Regions from separate parts of the Homo sapiens genome. Here region 2 is linked to region 1. Evidence: chromatin loops called from intact Hi-C (ENCODE). Cell type or tissue: Caco-2. All regions are shown on one strand.

The links. A loop is a pair of places that touch in the nucleus more often than their neighbours do. Peaks named below come from ENCODE experiments on the same cell type or tissue, not always from the same donor. Only the 100,000 strongest peaks of a DNase experiment are listed, where the experiment ranks them.
Region 2: it touches region 1 in a loop (13-fold over the local background); 2 of 110 quality-filtered maps call a loop at or near these places.

The regions. Positions count from the first base shown.
Region 1 is chr6:101,224,940-101,229,939 of GRCh38, forward strand. All of the region lies in intron 6 of LOC107984041 (a long non-coding RNA gene), which reads left to right. Among named protein-coding and RNA genes, the nearest start is that of GRIK2, 170 kb to the right of the region's middle. In Caco-2, no CTCF peak of the experiment used is centred here; a DNase peak (open chromatin) is centred at 2,082.
Region 2 is chr6:100,794,977-100,799,976 of GRCh38, forward strand. It overlaps ASCC3 (activating signal cointegrator 1 complex subunit 3), which reads right to left. Exons shown (of 42, transcript NM_006828.4): 7 at 4,455-4,596; 8 at 3,737-3,862. Among named protein-coding and RNA genes, the nearest start is that of ASCC3, 84 kb to the right of the region's middle. In Caco-2, no CTCF peak of the experiment used is centred here; no DNase peak of the experiment used is centred here.

The sequences.
Region 1 (5,000 bases):
AAGGGATCCACGTGAAAGGGTTGTGACAGATTGAGATCTATAGATAGCACATGTGGTTAGAGTCGGGGGTTAATCTTTTAACCTCAGGCCTGGTTGGTGGTGCCGGTTGGTCATTTCAGGAATGAAAACAACTTCATTCCTGTTGTTTTTCAGCTTTTAATTCCTCCTTCTCTTCAGAGACAGGAGACAGTAAGAGAAATGGCCTCGCTCCTCATTCCCCTCTTTGAGAATCTCACTCGCTAGTGCTAGTTCTCACTCTCATCTTCACTACACAGTCCTAATTCATGACAAACATACTTATTTTATGCTATATAGCCCTTTCCCAATCTAGAGAGCTGCATCTTATTTATTTCCATACAGGTCACTGTTGATTGCTGCACAGGCATCAAATTTTAAGATAATTTGTTTGGGGACTCCTTTTTCTTCTGTTCTAGTTATTACTTTACTCACATCAGCATTTCCCCGGTTGCCAGTCCTCAATCTTATTTCAAAAACTGTACTCATGGGGGCTCAGATGGGTTATAGCACACATCAGGCTGGTCGCTTCCTGGCCTGCATACCTTATACTGGGTGGCATTATACAAACAAGTCCCTTTTAGAGTTCTAGTATGTTCATAATAACTATAAAACAGAAAGACTGTTTTAACTTTTTGCCCTACCTCAGTAACTTGATGTATACACTGGGAATAGTCCTCAGTCTGAGGAAGGTCAGTTGAAGTCCTTACTGTACAAATCCAAAATTTAAGGAAAATAAGTCCCACGATGAGTTTCCTCATGCTTTGGCTGTGTGTGGACCAGTCAGCTTCTGGGTGTGACGAGAGTAGGGCTTGTCGTCTTCTTCAAAGTCACTTTGCAGGGGTTGTCCAGGCTTGGTCTCACCTCCCAGGTCTCAGGTGCTGCAGGTTTTATGCGGCTGTGGTGGATCCAGGCTGGGATTCCCTCTACCTTTACAGCTGTGGGAGTGGTCAAGACAACAGTCTGGGGTCCTTTCCACCACGGCCGCAAGGGGGCTACGTTCCAATCTTTGATCCACACCCGTTCACCTGGGGAGAAAGGGTGAACTGGGGAGAATAAGCTGATGGGACACCTCTCATTTACCCAGGCTGAAATTGTTTGTGTAATTTTCCCTAAAGCCTGTATCTGTCGCTGTAACTCAATTTCACCTAGCTCTTGAGAAGTGCCTGGGAGTCCTCGTGGTATGGGAGGGGGCCTATGATATAATATTTCATAAAGGGAATATCCTGTCCTTTTAGAAGGGGTACATCTAATCTTAATACCATAGGGAGAGCTTGTACCCACTTTAATCCTGTTTCTTGACACACTTTCCCTAAACTATTTTTGATAGTCCGATTCATCCACTCTTCTTTTCCAGAACTCTGTGGTCAGTAAGCGGTATTTATTTTCCATGTGAGCCCCAATACCTTTGCTGTCTTCTGTACCAAATCAGCCACAAATGCCAGCCTGTCATCTGAGCCGATTTGTAAGATCAGTCCAAACCTAGGGATGAGATCTCGGAGAAGCACACGGGTTACTTCATGAGCTTTCTCAGTTCGTAAAGGATAGGCCTTCACCTACCCAGATTATGTACACACTAGAACTGGCAAATACTTGTTAACTCCATATTTGGGCATCTCAGTGAAGTCTACTTGGAGATCTTCAAAGGGGGCTGCCCCATAAGCTTGTATGCCGGGCAAGACGGTTGGACCTTACCTAGTATTGTGCTGCCAGCAGGTGACACACTGCTGCGCCACTGTTTCGGCAAGGGCTGACAGATGCGAGATGTAGAAGTACTGGTTTAACAACTTTTCAAATGACTCTTGGCCTAGATAGGTGGTCTCATGCACAGCCAATACGACTGCGGTGCCCAGCAGTTGTGACACGGCTATTCTTCCATCTGATAACCGGATCCATCCCTCTTCTATCACCTGGCCCTCCCTCTGCCTGGAGAAAGTCCTTCTCTTCTTTAGAATAAGTAGGTACAAGGTCAGGTGCCTGAGGGAGCAGGGGTCAGTGACTGATGCCCGGTAGGGGGTGGATGCTGCTTTTGAGCCTCTGAGTCAGCTCGGGAGTTCCCCAAGGCAATCGAGGTGGAAGCTCGCTGGTGTTCTCTGCAGTGCGTGACTGCCACCTTTTGGGGGCTTCCACACTGCCTCTAACAATTGCAGGATCTCTCAATGATGTTTTATCTCTTTTCCCCCAGAGTTCAACAGGCCTTTTTCTTTATATAACACCCCATGCACTTGGAGGGTTAAGAAGGCATACCAAGAGTCAGGGTAAATGTTTACAGTCTTACCTTCATTTAGCTCTAAGGCCCAAATTAAAGCAATGAGTTCAGCCTTCTGGGCTGAAGTACCCTGGGGCAATGATTTGACTTCAGTGACAGTGTCCAGGGTTACCACTGCATATCCTGCACACGTCTCTTCTTGTGGGTTGACCAAGCTGCTCCTGTCCACGTACAGCTCCCAGTCTACTGATGTCCAAGGATGGTCTCAGAGGTTGGGCCTGCTAGAATAAACTGAGTCCAACACCTCTACACAGTTATGTTCAACTGGGCTCTCTAATACCGCGAGTAAGGTGGCAGGGTTCAAGGTGTTGCAAACATCAATGGTTATGCAGGGATTTTCACAGAGCAAGCTTTGGTACCTAGTTAGTCTAGCATTCGTTAGCCAATGATGTCCTTTGGTATTCATTAAAGTCACCACAGCATGGGGGGCCTTTATGTTCAGATTTTGCCCAAGAGTCAGCTTATCTGCTTCTTATGCTAACAGGGCAGTTTCTGCCAAGGCCCTCAAATATGGGGGCCAACCTTTAGAAACCCCATCTAGTTGTTTAGAGAGGTAGGCCACCGACCTTGACCAGGGCCCCGTGTTCTGGGTCAAAACTCCAACTGCCATCTTTTCTCTCTCTGACACATATAGTGTAAATGGCTTTGTCAGGTCAGGCAGCCCCAGGGCTGGGGCCGACATGAGTTTCTCTTTTAACTCATGAAAAGCTCATTGCTGTTGGGACCCCCATTCCAAATGTTCCTTGTCACCCCCCTTTGTGACTCCATACAGGGGCTTGGCTAGTACTGCAAAGTTTAGGATCCATAACCTGCAGAACCCCACAGCTCCTAAGAATTCTCTCACCTGCCTTTTGGTCTTAGGCTCTGATAGGTTGCAAATGACCTGCTTTCTTTCTGATCCCAAGTTGTGCTCCGCCTGTTGGATAGTAAATCCCAGGTAACATACTTGCTGTCTGCAGATCTGAGCTTTCTTCTTGGACACCTTTTACCAACATTCCTCCAGGTGGTGGAGCAGGGTATCCGTTCCCTTGGTGCACCCGACTGCTGTGGGGTGTCCCAGCAGGAGGTTGTCAATGTACTGGAGCAACATGCAACCTAGGTCTCTGGTGGGAAACTTTTGGAGGTCTCGAGCCAGTGCTTCCCTGAAGATAGTGGGGGGAGTTCTTGAACCCTTGGGAAAGCTGGGTCCAAGTGTACTGAGTAGTGACATCTGACCCCGGATCCTCCCACTGAAAGGCAAACAGTTTCTGGCTCTCAGGGGCTAGTGTGATGCTAAAGAAAGCATCCCTGAAGGATGAACCAGGTGAACCAGTCAGGTGAACCAGCTATCCTCAGCTGTAGCTTGGTTGAACAAGCGCAAATCCTGTACTGGCCTGTAGTCCTTGGCTTGGGAACAGGCAGGAGGGGAGTGTTCCATGGAGACTGACAAGGGACTATAATTCCAAAGGACCTCAGCTGCTTGAGATGGACCTGGATACCTTCAAGAGTTTCTCTGGGGACCAGGCACTGTTTTTGTCTGTCTGGCTGGGCCCCAGGCTTAACTTCTATGAGTGCGGGGGCCTGGTAGATTGCCAACCCTGGAGGATTGTCTTCTGCCCACACCTTTGGCCACCGCTTAGTCAGAGCTGATCCTATCTCTTGGCCTGGCCCAGTTAAGAAGAGTCCCCATTCCTCCTCCTGAGGAACCATAAGGGCCATGATGACTCCCGTTCCAAGTAGCTTTAGCTGTAAAGAGCTGTGCTTTGTAAAAGAGATGGTGGCTGTCAGCTTGCTAAGTAGGTCCCTTCCTAGCAAAGGCAAGGGGCAGTCAGGCATGTACAGGAACTGGTGAATCACTTCATGTCCCCCCACAGTGCAGGTCCAGGGCAAACAGAAAGCTTGCTTTGCTGAAACCCCTGTGGCTCTGATTATATCTATTGTCTTTTTGGATAAGGGGGTGACTGGGGTGGTTACTACTGAATGTTCAGCACCAGTATTGACAAGAAACTCAATGTCCTTGCCCCCAACTGTCATCCTGACCATGGGCTCTTGGGGACACATGAGCCTGGTCTCCCTCAGTCCAGTAACCCTTCTGCCAGATTGAACAAGGCCCCTTCGTCCTTCTCTGAGGCCTCCTGCTCAGAGTTGCCTTGTTTCCCTTTCAACTGGGGGCACTTGTCCTTCCAATGTCCTATTTCCTTACAGTAAGCACACTGCTTACACTGCAAGCGTGGACAGCCAGACTGGGTATGTTTCCTGGGGCCCCCCTTCTCTCACCCCTCAGGGGGACCGCTCTCATAGCTGCAGCTAGCAGGTCGGCATTTCACCAGGCTTGGCATTCACTCTCTCTGCAATTCTCTCTGTGGCTTACTGCATCTCTATTCACAAACACCTTGTTGGCTATCTCCAATAACTGTGAAGTATTCATGCCTGCAAACCCAGCCTGTTTCTGCAATTTTCTTCTAATGTCTTCTGCACTTTGACTAACTAAAGCCATGTTAATCATGTGCTGATTTTCAGGGCTATCAGGATCAAAGGTAGTATACATACGATAGGCCTCACATAGTCTCTCGTAGAATTGTGCTGGGCTCTCATCTTTCCCTTGAATGACCTCAGAGACTTTGTTAACATTTGTGGACTTCTGAGCTCCCTTCTTTAACCCTTCCAGAAGGGCTTCCCTGTACCGGTTTAGCCTTTGCATACCCTGTCTTCATTTGGGTCCCACAGGGAGTCTGTT
Region 2 (5,000 bases), 430 kb before region 1:
AGCACTCTCCTTTCCTTTGGGAAACTCCCCTTTGACTCCTGGTGGCTCATGGGGAGCTGATAATGAGGATATACAAGTGAGTAGCCATGTGTCAGTAAGAACGCCATTCACATCACATCACAGGGAAAGGAATTGGTTCAGAAATGAACTGGTGACCTAAGTCAGGAAAATCAGAGTTCATCCTAGGAGGTTTTTTTGTTTTCCTGGCAGAACTGGTTGGAAAAAAAAAACCCATTGCTTCTGGGATTATAGTATGGGGAAACGGTCATGTTTGCTGCTTCTGCTGTCACACATTTTTCCCTGGTTATATGGAGAAAGCCTATCTGGGAATCAGGGGATGAAAAATAATAAGAGAAACACAAAAGGGGGTGGGTAAGAGAAAGCAGGAAAAGAGGGGAGGAAAAAGAAAAAAAGGAAATGGAGATAAAGAAAAAGAGACAAAGAGGAGAAAAAAATCTGATGATAACATTTGAGCCTATATGCCAAGCTGGGCACATAGGCAGCTTTACTTCTGGACAATCCAGGTAGAAAAGCCATAAATTGTCACCCTTGCTTGCTTTGACTTAGATTTCTAAGAGTTCCAACTGAGTGACTCCTGACTAATCAAGAGATGCATCTACATTTTTTACATTGCTCCCTTTCCAAGAAAGTACAAAATCCATTTAATGACATTAATGGTATTTTTGCATGTACTAGAATTTTTAAATTCTCCTTAAGTTTTTAATCAAATTACAGAAGTTATTAAACTTATCCAACGTGACAGTCAGTAAAAGGACATAAAAGCATCTTAGGACAGTTAGGAATAGCATGCAATTATGATCTCAGTGAAAAACGACAGACCTTCATCTTCAATAGCACTTTCTCTGACACATAAAAGATCCTACCTGGTACAAAAAAGATCCAAGACAAAAGAAACATCTACTAAACTATCTGACATTCTGTTAATGTCTATTTTTTCTCCCAATGTCTGTATTATTACTCAAGCTTATGATGTCTGGCAGGATCAATATCTACAGTGATATGATAGCAAATGGTTTATTTATTTATAATGACAAATTTCACTTAAATGTATTATTCCCCAGTTATTATTAGCCATTAGAAAAGTACAAATTAAAACCACAATGAGAAATCACTACAATCAGATGGCTAAAATAAAAATACAAATAATACATAAAAATATAAGTGGCTAAAATAAAAATAAAAAACAGTGACAACACCAAATGCTGGTTAGTATGTGGAGAAACTAGACTATATCGAATTGCTCATGGCTGTGTTAAATGGTACAGTCACTCTAGAAAACGGTTTGGTAGTGTCTTAAACACCTAAGCATGCAGTTGCAATATGACCCAGCAAATGCATTCCTGGACATTTATTAAACAGAATGAAAACTTATATTCACACAAAAATCTGCATACCAGGTTTATAACAGCTTTATCTGTGTTATGGAAAGAACTATGCCCTTCAACATTTGTATGCTGAAGCCCTTACCCCTCAATGTGACTGTTTTAAAGACAGGACTTTTAGGGAGGTAATTACGGTTAAATGAAGTCATGAGGGTGGAGTCCTAACCTGATAGGGCTGGTGAACCTGAAAAAAGAGGAAGAAACACCAGAGGTCTCTCTTCATACACACATAGAGAAGAGGCTATGTGCAAACACAGGAAGAAGGCAGAAGTAACTACCTGCAAGCCAGGAAGAAATCCTCACCAGAAACAAAATCTGCTAGCACCACCTGATCTGTGACTTTCAGCCTCCAGAGCTGTGAGAAAAGCAGTTTCTGCTCTTTAAGCCACCTGGTCTGTGGTCTTTTGTTATGGCAGACGAATATAGTTTCACCAAAAACTATCAATAAAATAAATGTCCTTCAGTAGGTGAATAGTTTAAAACAAAAACAAAAACAAAACTGTGGTCATCTACATCACGTGTGGTAGGCAGAATAATGATGCCCCCCAAAAATCTCCACATCCTAATCCTCAGGTCTGTGAATATATTAGATTACATAAGATATGCACATTAAGGTGGCAGAGGGAATTAACCTACTCAGAAAAACTCTTTTACTCCAAGAATCCAAATAAAAATGGAACAAAGTACTTATTTAGAAATAAGTATGATAGAAAAGTTTAAAAGCCTGTTTCATTCATTATTAATTTAAATAAATGTCAATGATGTTTTTTTAAAAATGTAAAGATTTAGACCGGGTGCGGTGGCTCATGCCTGTAATCTCAGCACTTTGGGAGGCCGAGGCGGGTGGATCACTTGATGTCAGGAGTTCAAGACCAGCCTGGCCAACATGGCAAAACCCTGTCTCTACCAAAAATACAAAAATTAGCTGGGCACAGTGGTGCATGCCTGTAATCCCAGCTACTTGGGAGGCTGAGGCAGGAGAATTGCTTGAACCCTTGAACCCAGGAGGCAGAGGTTGCGGTGAGCCGAGAGTTCACACCATTGCATTCCAGCCTGGGCAACAAGAGTGAAACTCGTTCTCAAAAAAAAAAAAAAAATGAAAAAAAAAAAAAACTTAAAATTAAATATTTAATACATAAAATAAAACTTAATAAATCTTAATGATGATATTGCTTATAATGATTGATAAGGTTTATAACAATTGTATTATAATTGTTTAGTTTTATTGGCTGTCAGTCCTGGCTGTATTGTAGAATCACCCATAGAGCTTCAAAAAATCATTCCCAAAATATTGATACGTGGACCTCTTCGAAGAGATTAGGACTTAAATAGTAGCGAGGCACTTGGATTATAAAAATGTTCTATGAGTACTTCTGATATACAAGATATAACTAGAATTTTATTCTACTCTAAGAACTTATTGTAAAAGACAACTTAAAACTATAAGTTATTTCAGAATAAAGGCATAAAATGGAATAGTATGTAGTGATAAACTGATGCTGCAGAAATATGTTTACTGACACAGAAAGACACATGTAACTATATATACACACACAAAACAGTGTGTATGATGTAATTCCATTTTGTAAAAGAAAATACATATGGACACATACATATAGAATGAAGTTCATTTTGGTTGGCTGTGAGTATTCTTTATGATGCTTTATGCTGCTGTTTTTGCTTGCCTGTATTATTTGTTATTTCTGAATGATTCTATAGAACATACATGAAAAACCACAGCAACTTAATTTTGATATGGAAAAGATTAACTTTCAATAATATGAATACTTTAACCTAAACTAAGGAATATTATATTTTGAAATAGAGCAAATGTGCCAAAATTTTAACAAATGGTGAATCCAAGCAAAGGATATAAAGATAGTAATATTCATGCCAATTTTCCACAGGCAAACATTATTCAAAATTTAAAAATTTAGAAAAAATAAATTCTTAAAACTACTTTAGAATTTGCCACCCCCTCAATGTATTCTATTTTATTATAGGTTGATCATTTGATATAATCAAATACAATAAATAAATCCTTTAACATTTTATTTAAATCAGTTTGCATAAGTTAAACCAAAATCTTAGCTGAAAAAAAACATGAAACATAGAAATATATGCACAAAAATACACACATTTGTTTAATGTATGAAGAAATATAGTGTATATATTTTTTAAACTCTCCTACTGTAATTCTCTAGTAACCAACTATATATGTCTGTACTGTATTTGCCAACTAATAATGTTTTAAAACAATTTTTCCAGTATAAATTCATTCATACCGCATACCAAGCCTCAAAACTATCAACTCTATAAAAGGCTCATCTCACCTCATCTAAGTCTTGGATATAAACTGGCTTTTCCTCAAAGCTGAGTGGCATTGGTTCGCTGTAGGGAATCCTTACTTCTTCATAAAGCTTGTTATTCTCTCTTTGGATTCCTTCTGGCAAAATCATCTATAAACATCAACAATAAAAATCCAATAATAATAAAAAATAAAACACTTGCTCTGGTAAATATTCTTTAGAGAGAGACAGAAAACACTACTGGTTTTATAACAAAGCACTGGTAAATAAACTTAGCTAATTTAAAAGAAAACAAACTTAAATAAAACAAAAACAAATGCAAAAAACCACTCACACAAAGCATTAACATATCAGGTATTTTATATAACACACAGGCCACAGTATGTTGACAAATCTTAAAGTATACACTAATTAGATGGTATACCTGAATACAAATGTATTCATATAATTAGGAAAATGTACAGCATACAGTATAAAGTTTAGCCTAGCAGCAATGCAACTGATAAAACTCAAAAATACAAATTGCAAAAACAATGAAAAGGAGGGAAACATATATGTTCTGAATATCTACTATATGTCAGGAGCTTTACATACACCACATTATGTCATTTTCCCCAATACTTTAAAATAAAATTTAGCATAGTCAACTAGTGTTAGACTCACGAAGGAACAGGGAAAATCCACACATCATTTCTTTAGAATAGACATATTATTGAACAGTAGTTATATAACAATGACATACCTTTGCACCAGCAATAAATGCTGATGTTTTCATGGCTTCAGCCTGGGAATCATACACATGGGGATAATGTATTTTTTCAACGTCTGCATCTCTCTGCCTGCTCAGAATTGGAACACTTCTAGCATTCAGAAGTGCCTGTTCTCTGTAAACATAAAAATAGGCCTAATTTGAAATGTTTATCTTGAAAGGTAATGCATACACCAAAACAAGGCAATTATAAAAGATATTGGGAGCTAGCCTTCCACCATAAAAAAGAAATTAAACTACACAAAGGAAGATTTTAGGAATCCTGAAATTTTCTGAGTGACAAAATAGGATTCAGTACATTTTTAGATATTATTTATAGATAACACCACTTGGTAAGTTTGATTTAATGTTCTTTCCAATTTTGCTTTTTCACAATTCAAATGTTTACTTATTAAGGTATACATTTCTTTTTTGAAATGTGTTTCAATCTTTAAAGAATCAAGTGCAATAATGCTTATATTTCATTTTTCTCCTTTCTACTTCTAAATAACAACAATTTTTAAAAGGTACATTGAGCAC